Regions from separate parts of the Mus musculus genome. Here region 1 is linked to region 2. A link is a loop called in an ENCODE intact Hi-C map of the cell type or tissue named here. Cell type or tissue: left cerebral cortex. All regions are shown on one strand. Links, peaks and the distances in the headings refer to the core of each region. The heading gives the core; the rest is flanking DNA. Region 1 overlaps Man1a2 (mannosidase, alpha, class 1A, member 2). Region 2 overlaps Gm40108 (a long non-coding RNA gene).

The links. Hi-C counts contacts between places; a loop is a spot of excess contacts. Peaks named below come from ENCODE experiments on the same cell type or tissue, not always from the same donor. Only the 100,000 strongest peaks of a DNase experiment are listed, where the experiment ranks them.
Region 1: it touches region 2 in a loop (2.6-fold over the local background); 2 of 42 quality-filtered maps call a loop at or near these places.

What each region holds. Positions count from the first base shown.
Region 1 is chr3:100,597,531-100,601,924 of GRCm38, forward strand. The region is part of intron 8 of Man1a2 (mannosidase, alpha, class 1A, member 2); the gene reads right to left. Among named protein-coding and RNA genes, the nearest start is that of Gm40106, 58 kb to the left of the region's middle. In left cerebral cortex, for the core only: no CTCF peak of the experiment used is centred there; a DNase peak (open chromatin) is centred at 2,033; H3K27ac peaks cover 1,205 bases.
Region 2 is chr3:100,914,693-100,919,086 of GRCm38, forward strand. Gm40108 (a long non-coding RNA gene) reads left to right here. Exons shown (of 3, transcript XR_867505.1): 3 at 118-528. Among named protein-coding and RNA genes, the nearest start is that of Trim45, 5.6 kb to the right of the region's middle. In left cerebral cortex, for the core only: a CTCF peak has its summit at 2,242 (motif pointing right); a DNase peak (open chromatin) is centred at 2,271.

The sequences.
Region 1 (4,394 bases), core at 105-4,104, 320 kb before region 2:
AAATTAGAGGAAATGGAAAATAAAATTCAAGAACTGGAAGAACATGTTATCTGGAACACAGGTCAAAGGATCAATATAATGGACGGTGTCCTTTCCTCAATTAGAAAAAGAGGTAAAACCAAATGAATCAGTGAAGGAGATTTTTCTAAATATACTTGGGATGCAATCAGGGTTCAAACTTTCTACTAGGCAAGTGTTTTCTATCACGGAGCCACACTCCCAGTTTCATCTGTACTTTCAAATTCATTTTGAGCATTGGTCATTGGGGTGTAGCAGAAGAAAGGGAAAGATATGGTGACTACAACAGAGTTACTAGAACGTGATAGAAAGTGGAGTGCTAACTGAAGGAAGAAGGTAACCAGAGGCATTGCGTTGTGTTCTGTTTGTAGGTGTACCATGCCTGTATTCCCCTTTCTTGGCTTCCTGTCTGCCAAGATAAGAACAGCTCTGTCCCTCCACGATTTCCCCATTATAATTAACTCAAACTTCCAAAGCTGTGAGCCACAATAAAGAATTCTCTCCTTTAACCTATTTTCAGATACTTTAGTCACTGTGACACAAAAGCATTACAGTGAGCACCCACTGTAAAACTGTAAAAGTACTATAGGACATGCTCTTAGAACATGATAGGAAGTGAGGGAGGAGGGAGGGAGGAGGGAGGGAGAGAATGAGAATATAGATCAATCTACAAGAATAGAATGACATATATAAACAGCAATAGTACACAAAGAAATTAAGAATTTTAAACAAGTCCACAGTGAGGCTAGGACACAAGCAGTGAAAAGTATGCCACATTGTTTTTATGGCATTCTGAAGAGAACGTTCTGAAGAGGACTATAACAATCCTAGATGTTAGAAAAATACAAAGGATGAAGACAGTAGTTAAAATCTAAGGTCAACCATTGAATGGTACTTATATACATGTGTGGATTTCAATCAGTGAAGGAAAATAAAAGGACAACATGGAGTGGTATTTTAAGAATACACAATAAATAGGAAGACAGGAAGCTATTAGGAACTGCTGGGGTGGGGGTGGGGTGACCAAAACAGAGCAACTCCAATTTGGGTTCACTCTGCAATCTAAAACAACAAAACTATGGGACAAAATAAAGCAATGTTTGTTCCAAGCAGTCAGCATCAGACAAGGGGGGGATGTTAATTCCTTAAAGATGGAAATAAAGTGAGCCCTGCTTGCCACAAGCTGTTCCCTCAAGGAAGTCTGCAGGCAGAGACCCTGGACCAGTAAACTAGACCATGTCCTGTAGGTCCCTTGAACTGAAGAAATGAAGCTGGGAGTGAAGTGACAAGTGAGTACATGAAAGAGGAGTGCAGTCTCCTTGAATGGCTCAGGTCCCCAACTCTACAGAAAAGACATTCACACATACATGAACAGAAAAGCTGAGGTCAGGTAACCTAAGCACTAGAATGGACGAACCTCAGCACCTCCAGAAGCTCAGCATGTTTGTTATATACAGCTGAACATGTTTGTATATATACACCGTTCTTATATACAGCTGAATATGGAAGAGAGGCTAGGTACAGTCTTGAGGCTGGAAACATCTGGGGGGAGCAAAGAGAAAGATGCTGAGGACATTTCTGGTACACACTGTCAACACCTACACGTGGAAGGCTTTGCCACTCTATGGGGCTGAGGCATTGGGATGCTTGCTTGACATGCCCATGCCCGTGCCAACAACACACATTTATTCAGAACTTCACCCATTCTGTACTGAGGGGAAATCTGCAGAAGAGAAGAGCACTAGAGATCTACAAGGATTTCTCCTTGAGTATTCAGGATAGCAAGCATTAACTATACTGCTATGCGGCAGTAGACTAAGTGTCTGTGCAAGACCACTTTTTGGGTTAAAGCCTTATTCCTGGAACTGGGAACCCTTCTGTGCTTGAGTACAAGTCTAAGCCAAGCCTCACTGGCATGTGTGGTTTCCCAATCACGACTGCCTTCTTTAAAAAGGATTTATTTTCATTTGTATGTAGGAATTTATGAAGGAAAGAAAAGGGGTGGATCCCCTGGAGCTTGAGTTACAAGATGTGGTAAGCTTGCCTGCTGTATACATTGGGAACTAAAGTCAGGTCCTTTAAAGAACATCTGAGGCATCTTTCCAGCTTTGATGATTTCTATCATGCATTGGACAAAATGCCAACTGAGCCTCTCTGAGAAGACCAAAATGAACTGGTAAGATTAAATAAGCTGAAAAGGCTCTATTTTTGTGACTACCAAAAAGAGCTATTTTCTGTTTTCCTATGCTTTCTATTCTGAGGTAAGAAAATGGAAACCAGGAATATGGTCACGAAAAACCATGAAAAGAACTGGAGGAAATACTGTCTGGTGAAAATGAAGACTATTAAGAAAGTTCCTATTATTACCAGTTAGGGCAGAAATACAATTCACAGGGTATACAGTAAATACTCAAGAATTATCTTGCCTTCGTAGAAGAAATAATGAGCCCAGGTCTGAACAATGCACCAGAGTCAATTAACAAATCACAAAAGCGGGGCAGGAAAGAAGTTCAATTGTTTCCAGCCAACTTAACTACATCCCTGAACAGACCTCAAGATGCCCAGAAACACAAAAAATATCTAACCTGCAACACTGTAAAATTCATAATATGTGCTGTGCAGTCAAATATTAACAGACACTCAGTCAGGACAACAACCAAGTGAGGAGGATAGGAATGGACATGGATGGTATTAATGACACAGAAAGGGCTATGAGGTTAATGACTACCACTGTCACATATGTCTAAAAAGTGAAGACAAAGACAACATAAAGGATCCACACTGAACTTCTTAACATGAAAACCACAATATCAGAGATTTTAAAAAACTGCTAGATGAAACTAACAGATGACTAGGTACTGCACAGGGAGGGTAGCTGACCTGGAAGATTTATAGAAATAGTTATTTAAATACACAGACAGACAGACAGACAGACAGACACACACACACACACACACACACACACACACACACTATGGTAAATGCCTATGACACTAGCTGAAGAAGGCCAAAACAAAAGGATGTTTGCTTCAAGGCCCGTTCAAGCTGCTTGTGAGAGCCTTTCTCAATAAAGTAAAACAAAGAAAAACAAAACCCCCCAAAGGCTTAGCAGTTTAGCTCAGTACTCTATAGAGGGTCTACCAGGCATATGGCCTTGGGTCTAATCCCCAACAGCAAAATATTTTTTTGCAAAACGCAATGCAATAAAAATAAGATAAAAACACAAAAATCAACCAAATGGAATCTCAAAAGGCAAAGCAGCATAATAAATAATACCTCAAGAAATAATGGCCCAAACTTTTTCGTTTGATAGCAGTTGTAAAGTCGAGAGAAAGTGAAAGCACAGTGTGTCATACTTTATGGGATGCTGCTAGAGTGGGATTCTGGGAGAACTAGCCTGCAACTGACTAGAAAAGATGGTTCCTACAGTAAGAACCTCAGTCAGAAACTAAATAGCAACAACAAAGTTAGCCAAAGCAAAAATGGAAAGGAAATATTTTTTAAAAAATTAAAAGGAATGACATAAACAAATTCTGAGAGTCAGAAAAATATCCAAAATCAAGAACCTGACCAAAGCTTTCTCTGTCCAAGAACTTGAAACTGTAGTTAATTTTTTCAAAAGAAAAGCCTAGACTGTGTGGTTGATTATGCTATTAAGTTTTATTACATTCTTAAAAGAGGACCAATACAATTCTACACAAACTCTTATCAAAACCCTTGGGAAAAAATGCTTCACAACTCAATCCATGAGGTCATCATTACAAAGGTACCAGAATAAGAAAGGAAAGAGAGATTCACAGAGCAATTTCCTAATAAAGTCAATCCTACAACATTTTTAAAGGAATGGTATATCATTAGTAAACACAAGTAAGAATGGCAGATTTATTAATCAAAATAATATAATCGATACAAGTCAGTATGCTAACAAAAAAAGGAGATGGGTAGGCATGAAAAGCACTTGGTAAAAATCTACGTTCCTGATACAAATTTACAGCAAGCCCTACCACCATAAACTCCTTAATTAACCTAGCAATAGGCACCTGATAGACAAATAACTAAAAAGCAAACAGAACATGCAGCTAGCACTATACACAACAATGAAAACCCGATTTCTTCCTAAAATCAGGAGTAAGACAAGAATATCCACATTCTTAGTTTTCCATGTAATTAATTAAAAGAATCCTATAAGTGTAATAGATTTAAAAAACTAATTGCAAACAAATAAACCACAACCAATTTGGAAATAAATAAGTGATCTATGATCAATACATTAACAACAATTTATTTCTATAGCTAACTAACGTTAGATATTAAATAAAAATGTCATTTATAAGGGCCAGAGCACTGGTCCAGTTGTCTGACAGTTTAAAGAATGT
Region 2 (4,394 bases), core at 195-4,194:
ATACTCGGCGAGGATTTTCCTCTTATTCTGTGGGCTGCCTCTTTACGCCATTGTCCTCTGCTGTAGAGAAGCCTTTTAGTCCAGTGCATCTTTATCAGTTCTTACTCTTACTTCCAGGACTCCTGGAGCCCGATGCAGAAAGCCATTGCTTAACACCTACAACCGGAAGAAGTTCCAGAGTTCCAGGTCTTACATCCAGGCCCTATGTCAATTTGAGTTGGTTTCTGAACAGGGTGAGAGATAAGGACCTAGTGTTGCTCTCTAACTTCCTTAATATCACTGTTGCAGAACGCTGCCCTTTTTTTCCAATGAATGTTTTGGTTCCTTTGTCAAGAGCCAGACGGGTGCAGCCACATGGGCTTATATCTACGCTGTATGGGTCTGCAGTGGTACCATGCTGCTTTCGTTACTTGGCTGTAGCAGACTTGTGCAGCCTCCGGAATTGCACCTTTTAATCAGGACTGCTTTAGCTGCTTAGATCTCTTGTACTTCCACAAGTTTTAGGATTAAATGTTTTCTTTATGTGAAGAATGTCATTGGAGTTTTTATGAGTGTTACATTGACTATATTGCTTTTGGTAAGGCAGCCATCTTAACACTATCGATTCTGCCAACCTGTGAGTATGGGAGGTCTCTCAATTAGTCTTTGCCCATATTGACATGCCATCCTGACAAGGAGCAAGCCATGAAACTAACCAGGGCAAAAGTGGACCACACCAAAGGTCCAATTTAAAACAACATTTTCACCGGGCATGGTGGCACACGTCTTTAATCCCAGCACTTGGGAGGAAGAGGCAGATGGATTTCTGAGTTCGAGGCCAGCCTGGTCTACAAAGTGAGTTCCAGGACAGCCAAGGATACACAGAGAAACCCTGTCTCGAAAAACAAAAACAAAAACAAAAACAAAACAAAAAACAAACAAAAAAACCAACCAAACAAACAAACAACCCCAACATTTTCCAAATTAACCTCAGAAAGTGTCGAGTTTACTAAAGTCAAGTACTAAAGGAATCCTGACAGGGAAAACAGCTTGTTAGGTTAAAAAGCAGTGTTTACTGGGAGCACAAAGTATGCTTTGTGACCAATTCTTTTTTTTTGTTTTGTTTTTGTTTTTTTAAGATTTATTTATTTATTATATGTAAGTACATTGTAGCTGTTTTCAGACACTCCAGAAGAGGGCATCAGATTTCACTAGGGATGGTTGTGAGCCACCATGTGGTTGCTGGGATTTGAACTCGGGACCTTTGGAAGAGCAGTCGGCACTCTTAACCACTGAGCCATCTCGCCAGCCTTGTGACCAATTCTTTACCACATCAGCTTGAGCACTCCAGAACTGTGGCTTCAATTTTAATGACAAGCATTGACACCACACATAATATGAAATCTGACTTCTAAATGCATTTGTTATTTTCCTTATATTATTCATTTTAGTCAATTATATATTTTTTAATGTGGAAGATATGTGCAACTAATATAATCAAAACACATTTATCCATGTTGTTAAAAGAAAATATATAATCTTCCAGATACCTTTTAAAAATATTTATTCTCGAGAAAGATGAATAGTGAGCTCCTGTGTGATGACCACATAAAGGGAGTTCACAGAAGGACATGAGCGAGTGTAAATGAAGCGTCCACAGTGTGAGACTGACACTTTCTGACTGCGTCAACCGGAGTCTATGTGGGGACCATGACAGACACTTGCCAGTCAACAGAAGTCAAATCCAAAGGGTGAAACGTCAAAAATAAGACCATGAAGACTTTTTCTACAAGAGCAGGTAGGTAAGTTACAGTGGGGCCGATGCCTTGTGTAGTTTGAGTCCAGCCTTCGCCTCTATGGAGAGCTTGAAAACTGACATCATTCTAACTGTCTAACTGTCACCTTCTCAAGGTTGGAAGCTGCCCATTTATCACCAAGAGTCAGTATCGGGGAACTATTTAATGCCTGTTGTCTCTCATAATTACATCACCTCATAATCTATTCCTGCCTTCGTTGCTTCCCTCTTTCCTTCCTTTCTTTAATGACCTTGAACCTGCTATTCCTGCCTCCACTTCCCAAGGGCTGGGATTATTGGCAAGTGCCATGCCTGGCTCAGCAGTGAATTTTTAAATAAGCCAAACTATCTAGAACTTGCTGAGTCCTGGAGCCTGTTCAACCCCTTCCTTCCCTGTCTCAGCCCAATTTTAATTTTTTTATTATAAAGAGCTAAACAAAGTTATTGGTGCTTCTATTTTCATACAAGCTAATCCCACTAGATGGCACTAAAGAGTCGCATGTTAGGAATCGGGCCGTGCTAACCTCAGAAACAAAAATAAGCTATCTGAACTAGCAATGCATTTCCCCGATGATTTGTACTGATATTATGATTTTCTAGATATGAACCACAAGTCTCAACCTCTTATTCGTTATAGGATACGGTGTGTTTCAGACCCTGTGGCCCATGTTAGCAATGCAGCAGTGAGACAGGAGCCCACGTGGTTAGAGGTTTGATGAACAGCATTGTCCAGAGGATCTGAGTTCAGTTCCCAGCACCTACTGGGTGGCTTACAAGCACTTGTAACTCCAGCTCCATAGGATCTGATGCCCCTGCCCTTGTAGGGCATCTGTACTCGTGTGCACATACCCACATAATTTTTAAAAAAAAAAAAATTTTTTTTTAAGTGAAGGGGCATTGTAATGGCAGAAGGCAGCATCAGGGGAGAAGCAGTTGGTAGTTGGTTATGCACACTTTTAATCCCAGCAGTGAGGCAGGCAGATACCTGTGAGGTCAAGGTCAGCCTACATATCAAGTTGCAGGCCAGCCAGGGCTACATAGTAAAAGAAAGAGGAAGAAAATTGAGATGCATAGTGTTCTAGTTTGGCTTTCTGTTGCTTTGATAAAACACTAATAAAAGCCAACACAGGGGGCTGGAGAGATGGCTCAGTGGTTAAAAAGCAATGGCTGCTCTTCTAGGGGACCCAAGTTCAATTCCCAGCACCTACATGGCAGCTCACAACGGTCTGTGACTTGTTCTAGAGGATCTGGCACCGTCACGGTGGCAAGCGCAGGGGAGGAGGCTTTTGCTCACAGGTCTCACAGTTTGAGACCCAGTCCATCGCAGTGGGTTAGGTATGGCAGCCTAGTGGCTCTCAGCACTGGCAGGGGTAGGAGGCAGCTTGCTCACAGGTCTCACAGTTTGAGACCCAGTCCATCGCAGTGGGTTAAGTATGGCAGCCTAGTGGCTCTCAGCACTGGCAGGGGTAGGAGGCAGCTTGCTCACATCTGGGCAAGTCAAGAAGCAGAGAGCACAGTGGAATTCGGGCAGCTAGAAAAATCTCAAAGCACCCCACCCAGCCACAGAGGGCCTTTTCCTCCAGCGAGTCTCTACCAACGAAAAGTTGACAATCCTCCCCACACAACACCACCAACTAGGACTGAGTGGTCAGACAATGAAGCTATGGGAGACACTCCATTCAAGCCACACTGGTCTTCTCCAGAACCTTAGCTAAAAAGAAGAGGAAAGGGCGGCTGAGGAGCACAGACAGAAGGTGAAACTGAAGTGTGAGTGTGAGAAAGATTCATAGTTAGGAGGGGATGAGGCACAAGTTGGGATGGGATTGGACATTTAGACTAGAGGTGTCAGGAGCAATCAAGGCGGAAAGGGATAGTGACTGATGGGGACAGATATGACGGTGGTGAAAGGGTAAGTCCACCAGAGCCTTTCTATCTGCTGGACGGATCACACAGCATCAGAGCCAGCCTTCCTGACCTCCCGATAGAGCATCCTCCCTTCCTGGCTCTCCTGCCCTCAGTACTGTTCCTGCCTTGGGCATTAGGAGTGGGCTGAAATCTTTAGCTACTGTATGGACCTGGCCACTTCCAGAAGTTCTGCTCTTCTGCCCCTGTGGCTTTTGTACTTCCCTGTGACTATTTGATGTCTGGAGTCCCCAGTAGGAGAAGCGATGCGTAATCATGGAGCAAGAAATGAATCAGCTCTGACAAAGGAATACAGTTAGTACATCTTAGCCATATGGTCTCAACCCATATCGTGTATCCACAAAATTCGTGGTTGAACATGGTCTTGTTAAGTTTTCTCATTATTTGAGATAACCAGTTTCTGCCTCCCTATTAACATGTCTTTATCAAATGCCTACTATGCAGGCACTGGGTTGGTTGCCAATGGTTTACTTTTTCTTCTTCTTCTTCTTCTTCTTCTTCTTCTTCTTCTTCTTCTTCTTCTTCTTCTTCTTCTTCTTCTTCTTCTTCTTCTTCTTCTTCTTCTTCTTCTTCTTGTTTTCGAGACAGGGTTTCTCTGTGTAGCCCTGTAGGCTGTCCTGGAACTCACTTTGTAGACCAGGCTGGCCTCAAACTCAGAAATCTGCCTGCCTCTGCCTCCCGAGTGCTGGGATTACAG